Linked DNA regions of Homo sapiens: region 1 is linked to region 2. The links are chromatin loops, found by intact Hi-C in ENCODE. Cell type or tissue: PC-9. All regions are shown on one strand. Each heading gives the region's core, and the rest is flanking DNA. Links, peaks and the distances in the headings are about the cores only. Region 1 overlaps TWSG1 (twisted gastrulation BMP signaling modulator 1). Region 2 overlaps RALBP1 (ralA binding protein 1).

The links. Peaks named below come from ENCODE experiments on the same cell type or tissue, not always from the same donor. Only the 100,000 strongest peaks of a DNase experiment are listed, where the experiment ranks them.
Region 1: a loop joins it to region 2, with 2.4 times the contacts of the local background. A loop is called at or near these places in 28 of 110 quality-filtered maps.

The regions. Positions count from the first base shown.
Region 1 is chr18:9,340,649-9,353,526 of GRCh38, forward strand. All of the region lies in intron 2 of TWSG1 (twisted gastrulation BMP signaling modulator 1), which reads left to right. Among named protein-coding and RNA genes, the nearest start is that of TWSG1, 12 kb to the left of the region's middle. RefSeq lists an enhancer at 8,224-8,393. In PC-9, for the core only: no CTCF peak of the experiment used is centred there; no DNase peak of the experiment used is centred there.
Region 2 is chr18:9,499,863-9,512,740 of GRCh38, forward strand. All of the region lies in intron 1 of RALBP1 (ralA binding protein 1), which reads left to right. Among named protein-coding and RNA genes, the nearest start is that of RALBP1, 31 kb to the left of the region's middle. In PC-9, for the core only: no CTCF peak of the experiment used is centred there; a DNase peak (open chromatin) is centred at 6,389; H3K27ac peaks cover 1,037 bases.

The DNA of each region.
Region 1 (12,878 bases), core at 3,242-11,241, 160 kb before region 2:
CTGCGGAAGAGTTCATCTCTGTTCCACGTGGCATTAGCAAGGCGGCTTGAAGGTGGTGGGGGTGGAATTATCTGAAACAGCACTATAGATAGAGCTTTCTGCGATGATGGAAAAGATCTACATCTACCCTGTGCAATACAGTAGAATCTAGCCATACGTGGCTACCAAGTACTTGAAATGTGACTAGTATGGCTGAAAATCTGATTTTAAATTTAATTCAATTTCAATTTCATTAGCTGCATAGCTGCATATGACTAGTGGCCACGTATTGGACATTGAAAATCTGAAGGCTCACTGATAAAGTCTAATACCTGGGCTGGGAAGATTCTTCAGGTATACGTCTCTTCCTGACTTCTCCTCCCCTTCCTCCCTTCTCTATCCCCATCTCCCTCCCTCTCTCCCTTTCACTCTCTCTGTGTATATATGTGTGTGTCTCTGTGATCCTGCTATATGATCTCTCCTGCAGGTCCACCTGGATTTAAGTGGAGGGAACATAGGCCCCACCTCTGTTGGAGGAGTGACAGTGTCATGTTGTAAGCTGAACATGTGGATGGGATATAATGGTGTGGCCATCTGTGGAAAATACACTCTGCCACATATAAACTGTAAAGTGAATTGGCTGGCTAGGTGAGCTCAAAATTTTCTTCTAGTTCTAGGCAGTTTTAAAGAAAGAAACCAACTAGTATGTGTCAAATGTTCTCTTTTTTTCATCAGAGTAATAAATTATTAAATTATTAGAAGGCTACATAGTGAAAAATTGAATCTCTTGATCTAATTCTCCCTACTCATTCTATTACCCTGGGAAAACCGCTTTTAATCTAACTCTTATATTTTTACTTCTGTTAGTAATTTTTAGCCATATGCCTAAATAATATGCTTGTACTACTATTTCTTGATTCATCAGTTTTAGATGTTATATATCTAAAATTGCCTTTCTGCTATAACAGATAAGGTCATAGCTCATCATGTCATCCTTCCCACTCCTGCCCTGCCACACTTGTATCACAGTTTTGAGTTTATCTCTTGGTTATTTTTTCAATTTCTTCAATATATTTAAGGTTTTCTATTCTGTTCTATCAACTGGAGACACTATCTCTTTATTCCTGATGTAAGTGGAGAATATTAATAGTCCTTTCCTTTTAAAGTTTATTTTATTTTATTATTTTTTTTTTTTAGCAATGAGACAGACTATAAGTGAGTTTTAAGAACAGTGCATTTCTTGAGGGAATTGAAGAGAGGGTTTGTTTGGGTTCCAGTCTTGGGAGATCATGTGAAGCTACCATGTTTAACATCATAGAAAGCAAAGAAATCAGTTTTTTCCCTTGCATTTATGAGTACTGCCCTTGAAATTTTCTACTTTTGGCATTCTGATGGGCTACTTTTGGAATTCTGATGGGCTGCATCAAAATCTGTGGGGAACGGAGTGTTACCTGTACTTTTACTTTTATATTGTCAAGGTTGATAACATCTACATTCTGAGAGGCTGCATAGTATAATGGTTAAGCGTATGAACTCTGGAACCAGGCTATCTGAATTTGGATCCAGTTCTGCCACTTACTGGTTGTATGACCTTGGGCAAGTTAGTTAATCTCTCAATGCCTCAATTTCCTCATCTGTAAAGCAGGGATAATAACCATACTGTGCGAGTATTGTGAGGATTAGGTGTAAAGTATTTAGAGCAATGCCTGGCACGTGAGTGCACTATAGGTAATTACTAACCTTATTTCTCTGTTTTGTAACTCTATTTGAATCTTCTAATGCTTTATTTACAGGTATATTCTAAAACTGGCAATAAACCATGTTTATATTGTAATGATTATATAAATATTGTTGACTGTTGACTGTAGTCACATAGGTACTATGATTACATTTCCCTTCTTGAATGATTTTGTTTTTCTTGAGTTTCTAATTATCTTTCTTTACCTTGTATCATCAATCATTAGCACCTTATATTGTTTTAAGTACTTAATGTATTTTTCCTCCCAAATGGAGCCTTCAGTCTTGATGTTTCCAGACTTAACTGATTGCAATCTAGGTCTGATGCAAGCTGTCTTATGGTGACTTTCCATCATTACTTTCCCAAGTTGGTTCCAGTGTTTCTTGGATTTCGTATCTTGTTGTTTTTAACAGTAACCCTTATTTTGTCCCAACATGCCCTCAAGTAACTTCCTAAGAAAGCCTGTGTGGAAAGTAAGCTTTCTGGGTCCTGCATGTCTTGAAGATGTATTTATTCTCACCTTTCACCTGACTGATGGTTTGCCTGAATACAGAATTCTATGTTAAATTCTTTTCCCTCAGAACTTTGGAGACATTTCTCTATTATCTAATAGCATTCCATATTGCCAATAAGAAGTCTGATGCCAGTCTGTTTCTTATTCTCTATAGGTAACTTTGTTATTCTCTCTAGAAACTTTTAGTATCATCTCATTAGCCTTCATATTATGGAATTTAAACTGTTGAGTCTAGTGTTGGTCTTTTCATTCATTCTGTTTGGTATCTTGTGAGTCTTTTGGGGATCAGTTTTGAGCCAAAGACTAGGAAATGCCCTGTTTTGTTTTTTGTTATATATATATATATATATATATATATATATATATATATATATATATATATCTTGTCCTAACATACATACATATATAATATATACGTTTTATATAACTATATTTTTGTATAATATATAATTATGTATAGTGTCCTCTTTTCTTTCTGGAACTCTTATTAGTATAAATCTAAGATGGATTCTCTGTTAGATTTTTTTTAAAAAACAGTTTTATTGAGATATATGATTCATATATTATAAAATTTACCCATTTAAGGGTACAATTGAGTGGTTTTGGCATATCGACAGACTTGTGCAACCATCACCACAATCTAATTTCAGAACATTTTCATTACTTTAGAAGGGAACTCCATACCCTTTAGAAGTCATTTCCTATTCTCTCTCCCCACAAACCCTAGGCAGTTTACTTTCTCTCTACATGCTTGTTCTGGACATTTAATATGAATGGAATCATACCTTGTCTTTTGTGTCTGACTTCTTTCATTGAGCATAATGTTTTCATGGTTCCTGTGTGTTGTAACATATTCAGTATTTCATTCCTTGGTCAAATAATATTCTGCTGAATGGGCATACCACATTTTATTTATCCATTTATTGGTTGGAGGATATTTGAGTTACTTATATTTTTGGCTATGGTAGATAATACTGCTATGAATATTCAAGTTTCAGTGTGTGGATGTATCTTTGTTTGTTTTTTAAGAGATAAACTGTGTTACACAGGTTTGTTTACTGCCTGTGCACACAGGCAGTGGTGCAATCATTGTTCACTGTAACCTTGAACTCCTGGGCTCAAACGATCCTCTCACCTTGGCCTCCCAAGTAGCTAGCACTACAGGTGTGTGCCACCATACCTGGCTAATTAAAAAAATTTTTTGTGTGTGGAGACAGGATCTTATTATGTTGCCCAGGTTGGTCTTGAACTCTTGTCCTCAAACGATCCTCCTGCCTTGGCCCCACAAAGTTCTGGGGTTACAGGTGTGAGCTGCTACAGACAACCCTGGATGTATCTCTTAATTTTTCTTTTGTATATACCTAGGAGTAGAATTGCTGGGCCATATGGCAACTCTGTGTTTAACATTTTGAGGAACTGCTGAAGTGTTTATTCTAAAGTGGCTGCACTATTTTACATTCCTACCAGTTGTGTATGAGAGTTCTAGTTTCCCTATAGCCTCACCAACACTTATCTTTCCTTTTTATTGTAGCACCTTTGTGGAGTGGTTATGATTTGCATTTCCCTAATAGCTAATGATGTTGAGCATCTTTTTATGTGCTTAGTGAATGCATGTGTGTGTGTGTGTGTGTGTGTGTGTGTGTATGTATGTATTTTTTTTTTTTTTTGAGAGAGGATCTTGCTCTGTCACCCAGGCTGGAGTGCAGTGGTGCAATCACGGCTAACAGCAACCTCAACCTCCTGGACTCAAGCAATCCTCCCACCTCAGTCTCCCAAGTAGCTGGGACTATAGGCATGCACCACCATGTCTGGTTAGCTTATTGTATATCTTTGGGGAAATACCTATTGAAAACCAGTGCTCTTTTTTGTGTGTGTGTGTTTGTTTTAGACGAGAGTCTCATTCTGTTGCCCAGACTGGAGTGCAGTTGCTCTATCATAGCTCACTGCAGCCTTGAACTCCTGGGCCAACACGATCCTCCTGCCTCAGCCTCCTGAGTAGCTAGGACTACAGGTATGTGCCACCACACTCAGCTAATTTTTAAAATTTTTAAATTCTTTATAGGGATGGGGGGTCTCACTGTATTGCCCAGGCTGGTCTTGAACTCCTGGTCTCAAGTGATCGTCCTGTCTTGGCCTCTCAAAGCGCTGGAATTACAGGTGTGAGCCACCATGCCCAACCCAGAACCTATGCTCATTTTAAAATTGGCTTGTCTTTTTATTGTTGAGTTGTAAGAATTCTTTATATATTCTGGGCTCAAGACCCTTGTCAGATACATTATTTGCAAATATTGTCTCTCATTCTGTGGGTTGTCTTTTCAACTACTATGTATCATTTGTATCACAAAAGTTTTACATTTTAATGACATCCAATGTTTCTGTTTTTTTCTTTTGTTACTTGTGCTTTTGGTGTTGTATCTAAGAAACCATTACCTAAGCCAAAGTCATAAAGATTTACTTGTATGTTTTCCTCTAAGAATTTTAGAGTTTTAGGCCAGGTGTGGTGGCATGTACCTGTAATCCCAGCACTTTGGGAGATGGAGGTGGGAAGATCGCTTTAGCCCAGGAGTTCAAGCCTGCAGTGAAGTAGGGATCCAACTTTATTATTTTGTATATGGATATCCACTTGTCCCAGCAACATTTCTCCCCCACTGAGTTATATTGCCACCCTTGTTCAAAACCATTTCACCATAAACGGTTTATTTATGGACTGTCAGTTCTATTCTATTGGTTTATATCTCTATTTTTATGCTAGTACCACATTGTCTTGATTATGTAGTTTTGTAGTATGTTTTGAAATCAGGAAGTCTGAGTTCTCCAACTTTGTACTTTTTCAAGATTGCTTAGGCTGTTCTGGGTCCCTTGCATTTTCATATGAATTTTAGAATCAACTTGTCAATTTCTGTAATAAAGCCAGCTGGGATCTTAAAAAAATATATAATAGACTTTATTTTTTGGAAAAGTTTTAGGTTTACAGAAAAATTGAGCAGAGAGTATAAAGGGTTCCCATATACCCATTCCCCCCACATATCCCCAGTTTCTTCTATTATTAACATCTTGCATCTGTGTGGTATACTTGTTACTATTGATGAACCAATATTGATATGCTATTATTAACTAAAATCTATGCTTTGCATTAGCATTAACTCTTTGTGTTTTACATTTTTATGGGTTTTGACAAATGCATAATGTCTTGTATCTACCATTACAGTATCATTCAGAATAGTTTCATTGCTCTAAAAATCCCCATAGCCAACCTCTTCATCCCTCCCTACCTCCCCCCAGTCCCCTAGTAACCACTGATGTTTTTTACTGTCTCTGTAGTTTTGCCTTTTCCACAATGTCATATAGTTGGAATCATACAGAATGTAGCCTTTTAAAAGGGGCTTCTTTGACTTAGCAGTATACATTTAAGTTTCCTTTATGTCTTTTCATGGCTTGATAATGCATTTATTTTTATCACTTATTATTACCTAATAATATCCCATTGTATGAATGTACTTACTGATTAATATTGCACTCACTGATTAGTATGGATGTACTAGAGTTTGTTTATCCATTCACTTATTGAAGGACATCTTGATTGCTTCTAAGATTTAGTAGCTATGAATAAAGCTTAGCCAGGCATGGTGGCTCAGGCCTATAATCTCAGTGCTTTAGGAGGCCATGGCAGGAGGGTCCCTTGAGGCTGAGAATTCAAGATTGTAGTGAGACCCCCATCTCTACCAAAAGAAAAAAAAAGTCTTGAGTGCTGGTGTGCACCTGTAGTCCTAGCTAACTGGGAGGCCACAGTAGGAGGATGGCTGAGCCCATGAGTTCAAGGCTACAGTAGGTTATAATCACACAACTGCACTCCAGCCTGGATAACCAAGCGAGACCCTGTCCCTATAAAATAACATAAAGCTGCTATAACCATCCATGTGCAGGTTTTGTGTGGGCATAAGTTTTCACTTCATTTGGCTAAATACTAAGGAGTGTAATTGCTGCGTTGTAGGGTAGGACTATGTTTAGTTTTGTAAGAAATTGCCAAACTGTCTTTCAAAGTGGCTGTACCATTTTGCATTCCTACCAGCAATGAATGAGAGTTGCTATTGCTCCACATCCTCACCAGCATTTGGTGTTTTAAGTGTTTTGGATTTTCACCATCTAAATAGGTATATAGTGGTATCATATTGTTTTAATTTGCAATTCTCTAATGACATATGATGGAGAGCGTCTTATACTTATTTGCCATTTGTATACCTTTTTGGGTGAGGTGTCTGTTAAGAATCTCTGGCCCATTTTTTAATTGGGTTGTTTACTTTTTTTATTGTTGAGGTCTCTGTATGTATGTTTTGTATAGCAGTCCTTTATCAGAAAAGTCTTTTGCAGATATTTTCTCCTAGTCTATGGCTTGTCATCTGATTCTTTGGAGAGTATTTTTTGCAGAGCAGAAGTTTAAAATTTCAATAAAGTCCAGCTTATCATTTATTTCTTTCATGAATTGTGGCTTTGGTATTGCCAGCTAAGATTTAATAGGGATTGCATTGAATCTGTAGATCAATTTGGGGAGTACTGTGTTGCCATCTTAGCAGTATTATGTCTTTGTTTCATGAACATGTGTGCCTTTCCTTTTATTTGGATTTTCTTTCATTTCTTTCAACAATATTTTGTAGTTTTCTGTGTATTACATTTCTTTTGTTAAATTTATTTATCAGTATTTTATTCTTTTTGATGCTATTGTTAGTGGAATTATTCTCTTAATTTCATTTTTGGATTGTTCATTGCTTCTGTATAGCATATTAGCTCTTTTCTATCCCATCATACCTTCTTACTCTATATTCTGGGAAATTTCCTGACCTTACCTTTGGACTCTTTCTATTGAATTTTTTAATTTTAGCAATAACTTTTACATTTCAAGAGCTCTTATTTATTGCTTGTTAATTTTTCCTATTAATATTATTTACTTGTTTTTTTTGGATGCATTATTTTCCTCAGTGTCTTCAAGGATACTTATTGGAATTTTTTTTGCTGGTGGAGGAGGTGTGTGTCCCCTTCCCCCAACTCTGTTACCTGGATTATCTCTTTCGAGATCTTTTTTTCTTTTATGTCTTTTTTATGTGTCAGGATTTCTTCAAATGTATACATTTCTTTGGTTGTCAATATATAATTAAGAATGAGGCAATAAAACCTGGTTGGGAGATCCATGTATTTAGATAGGACTTACAGACTGGACTTACAGCAGAGAACACTTGGGGATAAGGAAGGCCTTGATGCTGGAATGTGTTCTCTGCTCTGAGGCTAATCATCTTCCTGAAGAGAATTGTTGGTTATTTGTTTATTTTGATTGGCTGATTTTCTTGTTGTGATTGGACATGAGTAGATGGTCAGTAGATGCCTAGTTCTTGTCTTTTTGGTCTATTGTGGGAGTAGCCTAACTGATCTGATAGAAACCTGAACTTGAACATCCTCTTTTTATCCCTGTTCTCTTTAGTTGAAGAATGGTTTGGCTCTTGGTATTTCATGTGCCAGTGATTGTTAACTGGGGCCCTGGACCTCTTAAGGGGTATCCCCCGGATTATATTCAGGAGATCCCCAAGGTTATATTCAAAATTGCCTGTGCACAGTTTTCTGGGGAAAAGGTCCACAGCTGTCAGGAAGTTCTCACAGCAGTTGGTGAACCTGAAAAGGTTAAACATTGTTGTGGCTTTGCTTTCCATTCCAACATACTGAGTTATTAAAATTCCACTTTCATGTTCTGCGAAGTACAGGGCACATTGACATTTTAGATAACGAGAGCTGCTTTTCTCCTTAAACTTGCAGAAGATGTACAGAAATGAATACAATAAGGTGGAAGATAAGTACTTTAAGAAAGACAAAGATGCAATGCTATAAAAGTTTATAAAAAGATATTAGTTCCCTTGTAGAGAGAATTTAGGTTTCTTTTTGTTAAATTGGTTTAGTTTGAACATTTGTAATGTTGAACTGATGTACTATGAGGATAAATTAGAACATTTGTTTATATTGCATCCTCTACACTTATAACTAAGTATGAAAAATTTTCCCTGGAAGCTCTTATGTAAATATTTTTTACCAGCATGGTTGCAAAGCAGTACAGTCATTCCTGCCACTCCTACAAGTTGCTGTGCCTAAAGGTGGTCCCTATATAAATATTTATTTTGTGCTTCTAACAGGAAAGAAATCTAACTTTAAACATCAAGAAAGTAAAATTCATCTTGGGTGTACTTCCTTGCTCATATAATGAGGGGTTTAGTTATCCTGTTTCAGGAAAAAAAAAATTTGGTAATATGGGATTTTCCTTTAAGAAGATCTTTACTACTTTCCCCTGCTGCTTTTGTGAAAATAATTTTTAAAATTTGGATCAATATTATGCTATACCCCAGAAATCTCAAGTCCCATTTTGTATTAAGAGTGGAAAAACTCCTATATTAACTTGTGAGTACTTTGGCTAATATTTATGATAGTTTTTAGGATGACATAAACATTGTATTTCATGAAAATATTCAAAATTGGGTTCAGAGATAATGCATCATTTTAGTACTTTGTTGTCTGAACATTTATTTAGCTCTTTTATGTGCTAAATTGACAGTCTGCTTTTTTATTCTAAAAATTGATTTAGTTATTAAATAAATCTTAAGTTTTCTGAAATAAGTTGGAATTTTAAAATAGTTTACTTCTCATTAATAATTCTAGCTTTTAAAAGTATATTTTGTCTTAAGTTAAAAATAAATAGTTCAGGTAAGTTTAGGGCTTCCTTAATTACAGTAAACTAAAGAATTAACTTTTTCTTCTTTTTTTCTTAATCAGTGCAAATTAGATTCAACTTTAGTCTCTTGCTATAGTTATCTTGATTTGTTAGTACACTAGTAATATTTTGGTTTACAATGTAAAATGTTTTCTCTTTTCTCTCGTGAACATTATTTTCCTAAATTGTTTCTTTCCTCTTCATCCCATTTTCCTGCTCTTAAAAGTTGTGGTGCCATGGCTGGGTGCAGTGGCTCACGCCTGTAATCCCAGCACTTTGGGAGGCTGAGGCGGGCAGGTCACAAGGTCAGGAGTTTGAGAACAGCCTGACCAACATGGTGAAACCCCGTCTCTATTAAAAATACAAAAATTAGCCGAGCATGGTGGCGTGCACCTGTAATCCCAGCTACTCAGGAGGCTGAGGCAGGAGAATCGCTTGAACCCAGGAGGTGGAGGTTGCAGTGAGCCGAGATCGTGCCACTGCACTCCAGCCTGGGCAACAGAGCGAGACTCCATCTCAAAAAAAAAAAAAGTTGTGGCGCTAACCTATTTTTGTCCTGTTTTGCTTCAGTTAACACCCCATGAAAATCTCTGAAATTAATGTTCAAATGTAATGAGTTAGGCCTGATATAATTTAAAGAAAGAATACATCGTTTCCCTCCAAATGTTTAATGCAGTTATAGTAGCTGCTAATATATAAATGGAGATTAAAATTTATTTTCACTAGTTGTTTCACCTGTTGCATTGTTAAAACAAAATGAGGATTTCACTGGGACACACGGACATTTTCAAACATACATAAAGTAGGAAAAATTGTAAAATAACCCCCCCATTTACCCATTACTCAGCCTCAACAGTGATCAACATGTGGTCAGTCTCATCTGTACCTACTCCCAACTCACTCCAGCTGGATTCTTTTAAAGAAATTCACTGGGGGACTTGTACAGTAAGTAGGATTAGCATCTAAATGTTTGTTACTAGGTTTATGTGAGAAAGAGGCACTGTTTGATATATTTTGGTAATTCATATATATACATGAACTTGTATGCTGACTTATTTAGCCAAAAATAAGTACTCTTTTCAATACTGATTCATTCAAGTGTATGTTATTTTCAGGACAAAAGTTTACCAATCAGTTAGAATTTGTAAAGAACAACATGCTAATGAGGTTGGGTTGATATTTCTCTCCTGGGTTTGAAGATTCATGTGATGCCCTCCTTAAAGAGTATTATGGCAAAACAGATTTGTTATAACCCAATCTAATTATAATTGTTTATTCTTTTGAATAGGGGCTAATTGAATATTTTATTTATTTATTTATTTATTTTAAAATACTCATTTGACCTAAGTAAAAGTAGTGTCAGCATAGGTATAATATAATGCTTCATTGATTACTTATGCTTACACAATATGCAAGTAAATACTTAATTAGATTTATTCCTACATTTCTGTTTTTTAGCTCAAGACATTATAAATACTTAGTTTCCTTAATTTAAGAACCTCAGTTTGTGTTTTTAAATATCTTTTGTAATTGTTCAAACATTAATTAAACTGGATCTTAAGAAGTCATAATATCCAAATAAATTAAATGTTTATTTGCTATTATAAAAATATATTTTCTACCCCCAAATTCAGAAAATACAGAGAAGTAGAAAAAAAGAGTAAAACGTTCTTAGTCCTATTATCCAAACACATACTACTCTTACTATTTTGATATAGCTCCTTCTGGTTTTTATTCTCTGTTTAGATTATTTTTAACAATTTTATGGTATATACAACTTTTGTGTTTTACATTTTCACTAGCATTATTTTATGTTTCTTTGAAAAAAATTATGTTTGGTTAGAAAATTTCAGTTTTAGGTTAAAAGTAAATTAAAGCAATATATTTTCAGAGTTAGAACTGTCTTCTGCATTGCTTTAATACCAACTTAATGCTTTATATTTTTCAGTTTAGGTTTATTTCTTTAAAATTTATGAAGAAACCCCAGTGTACCATGCTGGGTTTTTTTTTTTTTTTTTGTCTTTTTGTTTTTTTGTTTTTTGAGACAGAGTCTCGCTTTGTCACCCAGGCTGGAGTACAGTGGCTCCATCTCAGCTCACTGCAACCTCTGCTTCCTGGGTTCAAGTGATTCTCCTGCCTCAGCCTCCTGAGTAGCTGGGATTACAGGCACGCATCACCACCCCCAGCTAATTTTGTATTTTTTTAGTAGAGATGGGGTTTCGCTGTATTGGCCAGGCTGGTCTCAAACTCCTGAGCCCAAGCAATGCATCCACCTTGGCCTCCCAGAATCCTGGGATTACAGGCATGAGCCACTGCTCCCAGCCTGTTCACTGTTTTTAGATGTACAGTTTTATGATTTTTGACAAACATGTACTCATGTAACTACTACTACAATCAAGATAGAGAATATTTTTCATCACCCTAAAGCATTCCCTTGTGCCCCCTTTGTAGCTGGACCTAGCTTTTTCCCTAGCCTCAGCCCCTGGCAACCACTGATTTGATTTTTTTTCTCTATAGTTTTGCCTTTTCCAGAATGTTATATAAAAGGAATCATACAGTATATAGCCTTTTGTTCTGTCTAGCTTCTTTCATTCAGTATAATGCTTTGAGATTCATCCATATTATTGTGTGTGTTGGGTAGTTCTTTCCTTTTTATTGATGAGTAGGATTCCTTTGTGTGGATGTACTACAATTTGTTTATCCATTCACTGATTGTTGGACCTTGCGTGGTTTCCAGTTTTCAGTAATTATGAATGATGTTGATACTTTCCCATATGGGTCTTTTTATGGACCTATGTTTTAATTTTTCTTGAGTAAATACCTAGGAATGGGATTGCTGGGTCACCGGAGCATTTTGATATTCGTTATCTCATTGGGATGCCCAAGTTTGTAAGGGAAAATCCAGGAACACCATTCCTTTTTTATGACTGGGAAACCGAGACTCAGGGTTGCAAACAGCTTATGGGCTTAAAACCAGATCTTGTAAGTCCAAGTCATTTGCTATCTTTACTAGAATATAATGTTGTTTTCAATGACGTTTCCTTGTTTTATTATAGCAACAGGGTTAACAAATCTCTCAGATCTTTGCAACAAGAATGGAAATATTTATCAGTAACTGAGAGTCAATATTAATAAGATTCTTCCTCAAGTTGTTAGTTTCCATTTCTGGCCTAGAAATTTGGGAGTTCATACAATAAATGTTAACTCTTAAAGTCTAATCTTAATCTTGGATAAATATACTCCCCCTCAATTTATTTTGCATAAATAATTAATATCTGACCAGAGCATCAGTTGTATAGTCATGGCACTGTGTAACAACATTTTGGTCAATGGCAGACAACATATATGATGGTGGTCACATAAGATTATAATACTGTATTTTTATTGTACCTTTTCTATGTTTAGATATGTGTAGACATGCAAATATTTACCATTGTGTTATAATTGCTTACAGTATTCAGAACAGTAACATGCTGTACAGGTTTGTAGCCTAGGAACAATAGGCCATACCATATAGCCTAGGGTTATAGCAGGCTCTACCATGTAGGTTTGTATAAGTATATACTGATATTCATATAACAACAGAATTGCCTAAGGATGCATTTTTCAGAATGTATCCCTATCCTTAAGCGATAAAGCGTGACTGTATATGGAATAAGATTCTTCTCTAAAGATGATCGAATCTGTCTTCTGGCATCTAAAAATTTGAAATTCTCTGTCATATTGAAGGTTTTCCTTAATATAAATGTAGTAAAATACATTTTGAATGATTAGATTTTTCCCTCAAACTTTTCATCCTGCCAGACTTTCATTTCATATAAGCTTTGAAAACAGTTTGCCAAATTCTCTCTAAATACTCATACTGGTCAATAGAGAGTAGCTCAAATGTATAAATTTCAGTTTAC
Region 2 (12,878 bases), core at 1,893-9,892:
TGTGCTGTTGCCCAGGCTGGTGCCATCATAACTCACTATGGCCTCGACCTCCTGGGCTCAAGTAATTCTTCTGCCTCAGCCCTCCCGAGTAGCTGGGACTATAGACACATGCCACCACACTCAGCTAATTTTTTTTTTTTTTTGAAATGGAGTCTCGCTCTGTCACCAGGCTGGATTGCAGTGGCGTGATCTCATCTCACTGCAACCTCTGCCTCCCAGGTTCAAGTGATTCTCCTGCCTCAGCCTCCCAGGTGTCTGGGACTGCAGGCGCCCACCACCACGCCCGGCTAATTTTTGTATTTTTAGTAGAGATGGGGTTTCACCATGTTGGCCAAGATGGTCTCGATCTCTTGACCTAGTGATCTGCCCGTCTCGGCCTTCCAAAGTGATGGGATTACCACCATGCCTGGCCCACGTTTGGCTAATTTTTTATTTTCTGTAGAGACAGGGTCTTATGATGTTGCCAAGGCTGATCTTGAATTCCTGGGCTCAAGCAGTTCTTCCACCTTGGCCTCCCAAAGTGTTAGGATTATAGGCACTAGCCACTCCACCCGGTCGATTAATCTTTTAATAGTTGTCGTCAGCATGAAAAGGGCATTCATACATTCATATTCATTATAATGAATTTGAGAATTTCACATTTTCTAAACTGATTATACCGGCATATCTTGTCTGAAGCATGTGAGTAGGGCAGAAGCTAAAATAAAGATTAAGTCTCACGGTATAGAAGAAGGGTACAGAAAATAACCCAAATAAAGAGTAAAATCTTGATTAGAGTACAAGCCTAAACAAAGTTAATAGATATGAAAGGATTAATTATACAGCTACTAAATTGGATAATAATTGCTCTGTGGAATGTACATGAGAAATTATTTTTGAGCCTGTATATGTGAGTAGTTTGCATTTAATGGGTCCCGGTCATAAACCTCAAACATATTATCATGAGAAGAATTTCACTGTTGATATGAAATCTTTTAAACTTTATCTGCTCAGTCTGAAGGATTATTTCTGTCCCATTTCAGCTTATAAATGTAAAAAAAGAGAATGTGCTCCTCATATCTAATGAGCTGCTGGTAGACCACACTTCACACATGTTAACTGTTGATGGAGAGATTGAACCTGTCCAGCTTTACACACTGGGAGAGGACCCTAGGAAGCTGGAGAGGACCTAGGAAGCTGGTGTCTGATTTCCTCTGGACTTCACCCTATGTGCTTCTTCCTTTGCTTTTTTTGTTTTGTATTCTTTCTCTATGGTAGATCTTAGCTGTGAGTACAAACTATATGCTGAGTTATGTGAATCCTTCTAGCAAATCACCAGTCCTGGGGGGTACAGCCCCCAACACAGTAATAAATGACTTAAAAAGGAAAACACTATTCCCTGCCTCATCCTTGCACCTCTCTCAGTCTTAGGTTTTTTTTTTTCTTTTAGGTGTTTCTTTTGCTATTTGTTTCCTTTTTTCTAATAATAAACTGCTATTTCTTGAGATACCAGTTTTTGACGTTGTCTATTAACTAGGTATTACGATAGATGAGGGTTTAGGTTTCTTATACCCTTGCCCTAGTTCCCTGTGTTCAGTCCTCCAATATGACCATTTCACAGTGTGTAAGTCAGTATTCATGTTATCATTATGATAACTAGATAAATATTGTATAATACTGAACAGGGGACTACAGATTCTTTTTCCCATCTAACTTTTCTTTCTCCTAGAGTTGATAGTTGTTTCTTATTTTCATTTGCTTTGTTTACTGTTTTGTTTGTTTGTTTGTTTTCAGATAGGGTCTTGCTCTGTTGCCCAGGATGGAGCATAGTGGTGAGGTCATGGCTCACTGCAGCCTCGATCTCCTGGATTCAAGCAGTCCTCCCACCTCAGCCTCCCAAGTTGCTGGGACCACAGGCAGGTGCCACCATGCCCAGCTAATTAAATTTTTTGTAGAGATAGGGGTCTCGCTATGTTGCTCAGGCTGGTCTCAAACTCCTGGGCTCAAGCAATCCGTTCTCTTCAGCCTCCCAAAGTGCTGGGATTAGCAGTGTGAGCCACCGTCCCAGCCTATATGAAAAATTTATCCCCAAAGCTCCAGTGGCTCTTTAACATGTCTTATTGTTGCTTTCCACGTGGTCAGATGTATCTAATTTCCATCATTCCTTGGAGCTCTTCTTCCTCATGCTTCACTGTGGATTAGTTGGTCACAGATTTGCTTTTATGGGGACTTCCCTTTGCTGCACTCTAGGGTTGAATCTCAATCAAGTCTTCCTACTGTTTGTTTACTGCCTTGTTTTTGTAGGAATTATTGAGAAAGTATATTATTGGGATTGTAAATTATTGGGAAAGTAAATTTCTTGAGACTATTAGTCTGAAAATGACCTTATTTGTTGCGGGAAGTCAGGGACCCCGAACAGAGGGACCACCTGGAGCCATGGCAGAGGAACATAAATTGTGAAGATTTCATGGACATTTGTTAGTTCCCAAATAATACTTTTATAATTTCTTATGCCTGTCTTACTTTAATCTCTTAATCCTGTTATCTTTGTAAGCTGAGGATGTATGTCACCTCAGGACCACTGTGATAATTGTGTTAACTGTACAAATTGATTGTAAAATGTGTGTTTGAACAATATGAAATCAGTGCACCTTGAAAAAGAACAGAGTAGGCCAGACACGGTGGCTCACGCCTGTAATCCCAGCACTTTGGAAGGCCGAGGCAGGCGGATCACGAGGTCAGGAGATTGAGACCATCCTGGCCAACATGGTGAAACCCCGTCTCTACTAAAAAAAAATACAAAAAACTAGCCAGGCGTGGTGGCGGGCGCCTGTAGTCCCAGCTACTCAGGAGGCTGAGGCAGGAGAATGGCATGAACCCTGGGGGACGGAGCTTGCAGTGAGCTGAGATCGCGCCACTGCACTCCAGCCTGGGTGACAGAGCGAGACTCTGTCTCAGAAAACAACCAAACAAACCAAAAAAAACAGAGTAACAGTGCTTTTTAGGGAACAAGGGAAGACAACCATAAGGTCTGACTGCCTGTGGGGTTGGGCAAAAGGAGCCATATTTTTCTTCTTGCAGAGAGCCTATAAATGGACGTGCAAGTAGGGAAGATATCACTAAATTCATTTCCTAGCAAGGAATATTGACATTAATACTCTGGGAAAGGAATTCATTCCTGGGGGGAGGTCTATAAACAGCTGCTCTGGGAATGTCTGTCCTATGTGGTTGAGATAAGGACTGACATACGCCCTGGTCTCCTGCAGTACACTCAGGCTTACTAGGATTGGGAAACTCCATCCTGGTAAATTTTTGGTTAGACCGGTTCTCTGCTCTCGAACCCTGTTTTCTGTTAAGATGTTTATCAAGACAATATGTGCACCACTGAACACAGACCCTTATCAGGAGTTCTGATTTTGCCCTTGTCCTGTTTCCTCAGAAGCATGTGATCTTTGTTCTGCCTTTTGCCCTTTGAAGTATGTGATCTTTGTGACCTACTCCCTGTTTGTACACTCCCTCCCCTTTTGAAATCCTTAATAAAAACTTGCTGGTTTGGAGGCTTAGGTGGGTATCACGGTCCTACTGATATGTGATGTCACCCCTGGCGGCCCAGCTGTAAAATTCCTCTCTTTGTACTCTTTCTCTTTATTTCACGGCCAGCCAACACTTATGGAAAATAGAAAGAACCTACGTTGAAATATTGGGGGCGGGTTCCCCCGATACTTAAGTTAACTATACACTTGAATGATTGTTGGAACTAATTTTCTTTCAGCGTTTGAAGATACTTTAATGTCTTTAAGCTTCCAGTGTTTCTGTTGGCATATTGGTCCTGATCCTGTGAATATAAGCTGCTTCCCCAGCTCCCTCACCCACAGGACACTTTTTGGTATCATCTTTTTACCCCCAGTGCTCTGAAATTTCATGAGATGCATTGTCACAGTTCTCTTCATTTATCATGAGGGGTGCTCAGTGGTCCTCTCAAAGGACACTCTTGTACTTAAATTCTGGGACAAATTTATTTCCTTATTGTGGGAAGAACAAGAATGTATTGTGCCTGCAAACAGTGCTTACAAAATATAACATTTCCAAATAATCTTTTAATACTGGTTAGTGTTCAGTGTATAAGGTATTGATAAGTCAATATTTGGATTCCCTTATACAATTCTAGATTAGAGAATTTTAATTTACAGATTATTTTTTAAAACTATAAAAGTGAGGAAAGGTTGCTTTTAGTGAACTTAAGGCTGATATTTATTGATAAAGAATGTTTACAAAATATTGAATCTGTTTAACTCGTAAACTAGTTAAGCAAGTTATTGTTTTTCTGGAATAGGCCTTTTTATGTTTAGATAGTATCAAGTTTAATAAACTAGTAGGTTTATTCTTGAAAGCTAATTTCAGGAGACATTAATTTACTTAATTTCTTTCTTCTCTATTTATATTGCTTTGTCCTCTTGCATGCGTGACTGATTCTTACTGTGTGTGCTGATTAATATTGGCATAGGAGCAGAAAATACTACTTTAAGAACAATGTATAACCTAGTCCTTCAGAGAAGTGAATGTTTTTAAACAATTGTTTAGTTAAGTTTGAGTCTAGTTTTGTGAACTTTTTGTCTGTTTCATCTCAGTTGTAACTGTCATAACTGTACTTCTTACTTGAAATATTCATTTTCAAATGTACGATTGTTTTTGGTTCTAAAGTAAAATTCTGGATATGTGGTTTTTGCTTTATACTTTTAATACTTTTTGCTATTGCAGAAGTAATTTTTTTAATCTTCAGTTCTCTCTAGAGAGATATTGTTCTTTTACACAGGAACCAGCCACATGCTTTCATTTTGGAATGATTGGAAATAGTGATATTGGGTGTGAATGTAAGCTGATTCCCCAGCTCCCTCACCCACGGGACACTTTTGGTGTCATCTTTTTATCCCCTGTGCTCTGAAATTTCATGAGGTCAGGTCCATATTTGAAAAGGAAAGTCCTTTTTCTTTTTTGTTTGTTTTTTGAGACAGGGTCTCTCTCTTTCAGCCAGGCTGGAGTGCAGTGGCACCATCTTGGCTTGCTGCAACCTCCGCCTCCCGGGTTCAACTGATTCTTGTGCCTCGGCCTTCCAAGAAGCTGGGATTACAGGCATGCATCACCACGCCTGGCTAATTTTTGTGTTTTTAGTAGGGAAGTGGTTTCACCATGTCGTCCAGGCTGGTCTTGAACTCCTGGCCTCAAGCAGTCCACCTGCCTTTGCTTTCCAAAGCACTAGGATTACAGGCGTGAGCCACTGTGTCTGGCCAACATCCATATTTTTTAATGGCTTATGATCACATCTCTGTAAGGCATTCATGGCCCTTTATTTTCCTTCTCAGAGTTTTTATTGAAATATAATTTATATTTAGTGAAATGTACACTTTGATAAGTCTTAACAAATGTATACATACTTATAGCCCGCATGCCTGTTACGATGTAGATAGGAACATGGCCATCAACACAGAATGTTCTCTCTTACTACTTCATATTCAACCCCTGCCTCTTCTCCACACCCTAGTAACCACAGTTCTAAATTCTTTTGACACCTAGGTGACTACCTGTTCTAGAACTTACTATAAATACAGTCATATATTATGTACTCTATTGTGTTCTTATGCTATTTTATGAAATTATGTTTTGTTGTATATATGGATTATTTGTTTCTTATTAAAATGCTGAATAGTATTCCCTTATATGAATCCAATCATCTGTTTGTTGGCAATGTGGGTGCTTCTAGTTTCTAGTTTTAGCTATTACAAATAAAGTTACTCTGATGATAAGTGGGGTTTTTTTTGTGAATATTTGTTTTCATTTCTCTTGGGTAAATAAGGAGTGGAATTGCTAGGTCATATAGAAGGATATGCTTAAGTGAAGATACTGCCAGTTTTCCAGGTCTCAATGTGTGAGACTTCTGGGTGCTCCATATCCTTGCCAGTGTTAGGGATTGTTGTTCTTTTTAAATTTTAGCCATTCTAGATGATGTCTATTGATAGCTCATTTTAATTTTAATTTGCATTTATTTGATTTTTTTCCTTGGGCTTACTAACCATCAGTATGTCAAAATGAAATAAAATATAGAGATGAATCTCTAAGTTTAAAACATTTTATTTGGGAAGCAAGAATTGCAATTCAGGGCATACTCACACAGACCTGATGGTCTTTGCTGTGTCCCAAGAACAAAGAGAAGGTTAGGGGTTTTATTTTTAAAAAGAGAAATGTTATATATTGCTCTGTGAGAAAGTTCATCGCACTAGTAAGGTTTGGGGGACTGACAGTCTCTGAGTGGTGAGTGACCAGATGGGTAAAGCCAGTCTTAGAGTGGCAGCAGGTTGTTTCGGAAGTGATTAGATAAAACTAGTTTCAGGTTACAGCAGGCAGTTTCAGCGGCCAGGCTGGCAGAAAATTACATTCTTGGAGCAATGGTGTGTGCCCAGAGTGCTTTTTCCTCTTGGCTTCTTGACTCAGTTTTATTTGGGTATGACAAGTGACCCAATTCATATGATCAATTTTCATACTATATTTTCCTTTGTAAACTGTTTGTTCAACTCTGCCCATTTTTTTATGGGTTTTTTATCTTTTTATTATTCTAAATAAAATCCTTTGTCAGATACACACACACAACACACACACACACACACACACACAAATGTAGTCTTCAAGTCTTTGGCTTGACTGTTCATTTTCTCTTTTTTTCTTTCTCTTTCCCTACAAGACAAGGCTTCCCGCTGTCACCCAGGCTGAAGTGCACTGTGGTCATGGCTCACTGCAGCTTACCTCCTGGGCTCAAGTGATCCTCTTGCCTTGGCCTCCCAAAGTGCTGGCATGAGTGACTGTGGTTGGCCTGTTTATTTTCTTAATAGTGTCTTTTGATGAGCAGAAGTCCAATTTGTCAGTTTTTAATTTTATAGTTAGTGCTTTCTGGTAATGTCTGGGAAGTTTTTACCCTCTCAAAGCCCTCAAAAATATGTTTTTAGAAGTTGTATAGTTTTTAGCTATTAAGTTTTAGGTCTGTAATTTATGATGAATTATATTTTGTACATGATATGACATGGAGAGTGGAGCTTCAATTTTTTTCATATGCTTATCTAGCACTATTTGTTGAAAAAGATTGTCCCCTCATTGTATTCCTCTGGAACCTTTGTTGAAAATCAATTAACTATACACGTGTGCATTTCTTTTTGGAATTTCTATTTGTTCCTCCAATCTATTATCTGTTCTTACTGCAACACCTTACTGTCCTGATTACTGTAGCTGTTTTTCTTCTGTTTTTGTCTATGCTTGTTGGTGTTTCTGGGTTTCCCAGCTTCTATCATTCCAAGTCTATGGTGTGAGATAGAAGAAAACTCTGAGAACTCACCACCATATTCCTCCTATCCTGAGGTACTGAACCGGTCTGCCTCCTTCTGTCTACCTTTCAGAGTCTTTTTTTGTTTCTTCTTCTTCTTCTTCTTTTTTTCTTTTCAATCTGATCTGGGAATTTTAGTTGTACGTACCAGGAAGAATAGGGATAAATAATCTTTACTCAAATTTTCAATAATTTACACCAGGTATCCTCTTGCCTCAGAAATAAGAATTTCTGATTTTTGTTGTTTGTTTTCTTGCCTTTGAATATTTATACTTAAATTTTATTATGGACCATTTGAAACCTCTCTCTTCTGCCCTTTTCTTCAGTGAAGTTTAGGCTTGCTATAGCTCCCCAGTGGTCAAACAATGTGTCCTAATGCAAACATGTTGTTCTTCCTTTCTTACTAAACCGTCATGCACTCAGACTCTCACTCCTTCATGTCTGCCTTTAGTGGCTCCACTTATCTTCAGCTCTAGATGAATTAACTTGTCTTAGTCTGTTTAGACTTCTATAACAAAATACCATAACATGGGTAGCTTATAAACAACAGAAATTTATTGCTTTTCATTGCAGACTGGAATGTCCAAGATCAAGATGCTGACAGATTTAGTGTCTGCTGAGGGCCCACTTTCTGGTTCATAGACCTGGCCTTCTTGCTGTGTTCTCATGTGGTGGGTGGAGGTGGTGAATTCATAAGAGGAGGAGGGAGTGTCCTCATAAGAGGACACTAATCCCATTAATGAGAACTCCACCCTCACGACCTAGTCACCTCCCAAAGGCCCCCCCTCCTAATACCATCACCTTGGGGATTAAGTTTCAATATATGAATTTTGAGGGGACACATTCAGTCCATAGCACAAGTCAATAAATATTTCTTTAGAGTAGCTTTTGTCAGATAATCTATTAAATACTTTATGAACAAAACTGTCTAATTGTCTTTATCAGTCTAGTATGGAAACAAAAATAATTGTGTACCAGGAGAACATGGAAATGTAGTATAGTATAACTTACAAATGTTGTAGGGGTGAATGATCAAAAGCCACCTGGCATTTTGCTGCTGGTATTCCTGCCCTTACTCCTCTCTTAGCCCCAGTTTTGTCACTTTCTGGCTTTGGAATTGGTAATGACTCCCACACCAGGTCTGAACTCAACATGACATTTAGTGTCTGAGCCCACCTTATCTTTTAATGTCTTTTCCATTACTTCTTAGCAAGAACTGCCCAGGTCAGGCTGGTCTTCACCCCATTCTCATAATAAGTCCCAAATGTTCCTGTGTGTCTTTAACCACACTGTTCCTCCTGGCATAAATGTATTTATTCCCTTTCTTTGTGTGTATACGTGAAGGGTGGTTCAGTGAAAAAAAAGTGTTTTGAGTCAAACAGATCCCAGTTTTATCTCTTACTTGCTATGTGATTTAGGGAAAGTTATTTAAGCTCTCTGAGCCTTACTTTCTCTGTTTATAAACATGGAAAAATACTGCTTTTCTCACAGGGTTAGCTAAATTAATGTATGTGAACGTTCCAGAAGCCACAGGAACTCAAATAAATTGTTGATTCCCTTTATTTCCTGAATTAGAACTTAAGGCTTAGGGCAAGATTCATTTCTTCTAATATTTGTCTCATCAGCAGTAAATATGTTGAGAACAGAAAAGATACCAATTAGTTTATTAAATAAACATTTGACTACTTACTGTGTGCCATAGGTAGTGTTAAATTTTGGAGCTCACCATTAGCAAGGTGAACACATGCATATGTAATTGAAATACAGTATGGTAAGTGCTGTGAAGAGGTATGTTCAGGATGTTCTAGGACACAGAAAAGGAGTATTTGTGGCTTATACTGGATGGGGTGGGTCACCAGGGAGGATTCTTGGAGAAGTGTTGCTAGTGCTTGATTTTTTTAAACAGCTTTATTGAGGTAGAACTCATATAAGATCCACTCACTCGAAGTGTATAATTTAATGATTTTTAGCCAGTTTATGGGTTTCTGCAACCATCACCATAATCCAAATTTAGAATGTTTCCATCATCTACAAAATCATGCCCAATTGTAGGCCTAGTGTTAAAGGATGAGTATGAATTAGCCACGCAAAAATATTGAGAGGAAGGCTGGATTCCTGGGAGAGAATGAGCAAAGACAGAGAAGCATACAATAACATGGTATCCGTGTGGGTGATATGTCTATAAGCAATTTTTTTTTTCTGGAGTGTAAACCTGTGCGCCTGCCCCACAAGTTGTGTTTTAGCTTCCATGGACTTGAGCTCAGTTTCCTCATCTCTAATGTATAGTTCCTGTTACCTTGTTGAACTCTAGGTCCTTTTAAACTCTCAACTCTTAGATTGTCAAAACTTCAATTAATAGGAAAAGGGAATGCACTTTAAAAAACTATAGCCAAGGCCGGGCCTGGTGGCTCACGCCTGTAATCCTAGCACTTTGGGAGGCCAAGGCGGGTGGATCACAAGGTCAGGAGATCCAGACCATCCTGGCTAACATGGTGAAATCCTGTCTTTACTAAAAATACAAAAAAAAAAAAAAATAGCCTGGTGTGGTGGCAGACGCCTATAGTCCCAGCTAGTCGGGAGGCTGAGGCAGAAGAATGGCTTGAACCCAGGAGACGGAGCTTGCAGTGAGCCGAGATCGCGCCACTGCACTTCAGCCTGGGCGACAGAGTGAGTCTCAAAAAAAAAAAAAAACAAAAAAAAAAAAACAACGATAGCCAAGGCCGGGCATGGTGGCTCACACCTGTAAGCCCAGCACTTTGGGAGGCCAAGGCTGGTGGATCACCCGAGGTCAGGAGTTTGAGACCAGTCTGGCCAACATGGTGAAACACCATCTCTACTAAAAATACAAAAATTAGCCAGGTGTGGTGGTGGGTGCCTGTAATCCCAGCTACTCGGGAGGCTGAGGTGGGAGAATCACATGAACCCAGGAGGCAGAGGTTTAGTAACCAAGAGCACGCCACTGCACTCCTGCCTGGGCAACAAGAACGAGACTCCATCTCAAAAAAACAAAAACAAAAAACCAAATGATAGCCGAAAGTCAGGGCCCATTAAGAAAAACAGAATTATACTGATGCTTATTGATCCTTCAGTGAAAACTTTTTTGTTTTTAATATTTTTTTTTTCTGGTTATGTAAGCAATAGTGCATATTGGGTAGAAAATTTATAAAATGCAGAAAAACAAAAAAAGTTTAGATCAGTCATAATCTTAAATCCAGAGATAATTGTTATTAATATGCTGTTATTTTATACATATATTTATATATTTAAATTGATATGCTGTAAATAAAATTGCTTTTTCCTCACATCATTAAATATTGTCAACATGATTTTTAATGTTACATAATTTTTACAGGATCAAAAAACAGCTTGTTCTTTTTTTTTTTTTTTTAATTTGAGACAGGGTCTCACTCTGGCACCCAGGCTGGAGTGCAGTGGTGCGATCTCAGCTCACTGTAACCTCCATCTCCTGAACTCAAGTGATCCTCCCACCTCAGCCTCCCAAGTGGCTAGGACTATAGGCGTGTATCACTACACCCAGCTAATTTTTTTTTATTATACTTTAAGTTCTAGGGTACATGTGCATAACGTGCAGGTTTGTTACATATGTATACATGTGCCATGTTGGTGTGCTGCATCCATTAACTCATCATTTACATTAGGTATACTCCTAATGCTATCCCTCCCCCCTCCCCCCACCCCACCACAGGTCCCAGTGTGTGGTGTTCCCCATCCTGTGTCCAAGTGTTCTCATTGTTCGGTTCCCACCTATGAGTGAGAACATGCATGCGCCCAGCTAATTTTTTGTATTGTTTTTTTAGAGACAAAGTTTCGCCGTGTTGCCCAGGCTGGTCTCAAACTCCTAGGCTTGAGTGATCCACCCACCCTGGCCTTCCAGAGCGCTGGGATTAAAGGCATGAGCCACCGTGCCAGGCCCCTTTTCATTTTTTTAAGTGTTAGAATAAAGTCTACCCTTCTGACGCTTCCAAGAGTTAACAGTAATTAACCGTTTCTTACATGTTTTCAGAAACTGTGTGTGTGTGTGTGACTTTATAGCCTATTTGGATAAACCATAATTTAATCAGTATTCTATTGATAGCATTTTAGATTATCTTGTTTTTTGTTTTTACAGTACTGCAGTGAATATTTTCTTGCATATATCTTTGCATTTTTGTGAAAGTATATCTGAAGAATAATTTCCTAAAAGCAGAATTCTGGATCAAAGAGAATAGATTTAAAATTTTAATAGCTACGATAAGATTGCTTTTCAAAAAGGATCATGTTATACTTCTACCATTAGTAGGTGTTCTCGTGAGTCTTGTTTCCTCTATCCTTACCATCATAATGGATCTTATATGTGCCATTTTGTACTTTGCCACTCTTACATTAGAAAAGTGATAGCTCATTGTTTAAAAAATTATAATTGAAGTTGAACATTGTTTCCACTCATTTTTTAGCCACTTTTCTGTGAACTGCCTGTTCACATCCTTTGTCTGGTTCTCTTAATTTGTTGCTATTTTCATTAATTTGTTAATAACTCTTTGCTTTTTAAAGAAATTACCTCTCCCAATTTGCAACTTTTTTTTTTCCACATTTGCTTGTCCTTTGACTTTATTTATGGTCTCAGAATTGTCACTTATGGCTTGTGGATTTTTTAAATTGTAAAGTTAACATTTAAAGTGAGTGCAAAGAGAGGCCGGGCACGATGGCTCACACCTGTAATCCGAGCACTTTGGGAGGCCGAGGCGGGTGACTCACCTGAGGCCAGGAGTTCGAGACCAGCCTAACCAATATGGTGAAACCCTGTCTCTACTGAAAATACAAAAAATTAGCCGGGTGTGGTGGCAGGCACCTGTAATCCCAGCTACTCAGGAGGCTGAGGCGGGAGAATCACTTGAACCTGGGAGGCGGAGGTTGCAGTGAGCCGAGATTGCGCCATTGCATTCCAGCCTGGGCAACAAGAGCGAAATTCCATCTCTCAAAAAAAATAAAAAAAATAAATGAGCGCAAAGAGAAAAAGTGATTCTGATAGTATTTCAAATGAATATCATAATGACATTAAAGAGGAATAAGAATTAATCCAAGTAACTTTCAAACGCAGTACTTTGACTGTGTACCTACCATCCTAAAGAAGGGAGAAAATGCAAACAAATTTTGAACTCCTCTTACATTTGTCCTTTGTAGCATCTGTTGTAGTAAAACTATTTTGCATGTATTTTAGGATTGATTAAATGAGGGTTCCTTCATTTCTTTTAGCATAACTGCAGTACAAAAATATAGTTATTATCAATACATGAGCTGCATATAAAATTGCATGCATCGTAGAATCAGTGGTCTGTAATTATATGAATCATTAAATATATCATTTTAATTATAAAATTTAATTATGATGTGAACTGTTCATATGTAGTTATAAAGTCGTCTTTGTAACTTATTTATAGTTGTTTAGTCATAAAGCAAAATAGTAAGATTTTATGTTGGGGAGCAGTCAAAATGAAGCACTTTAGAATGATGAGTGGTTTTTTTTTTTTAAGGA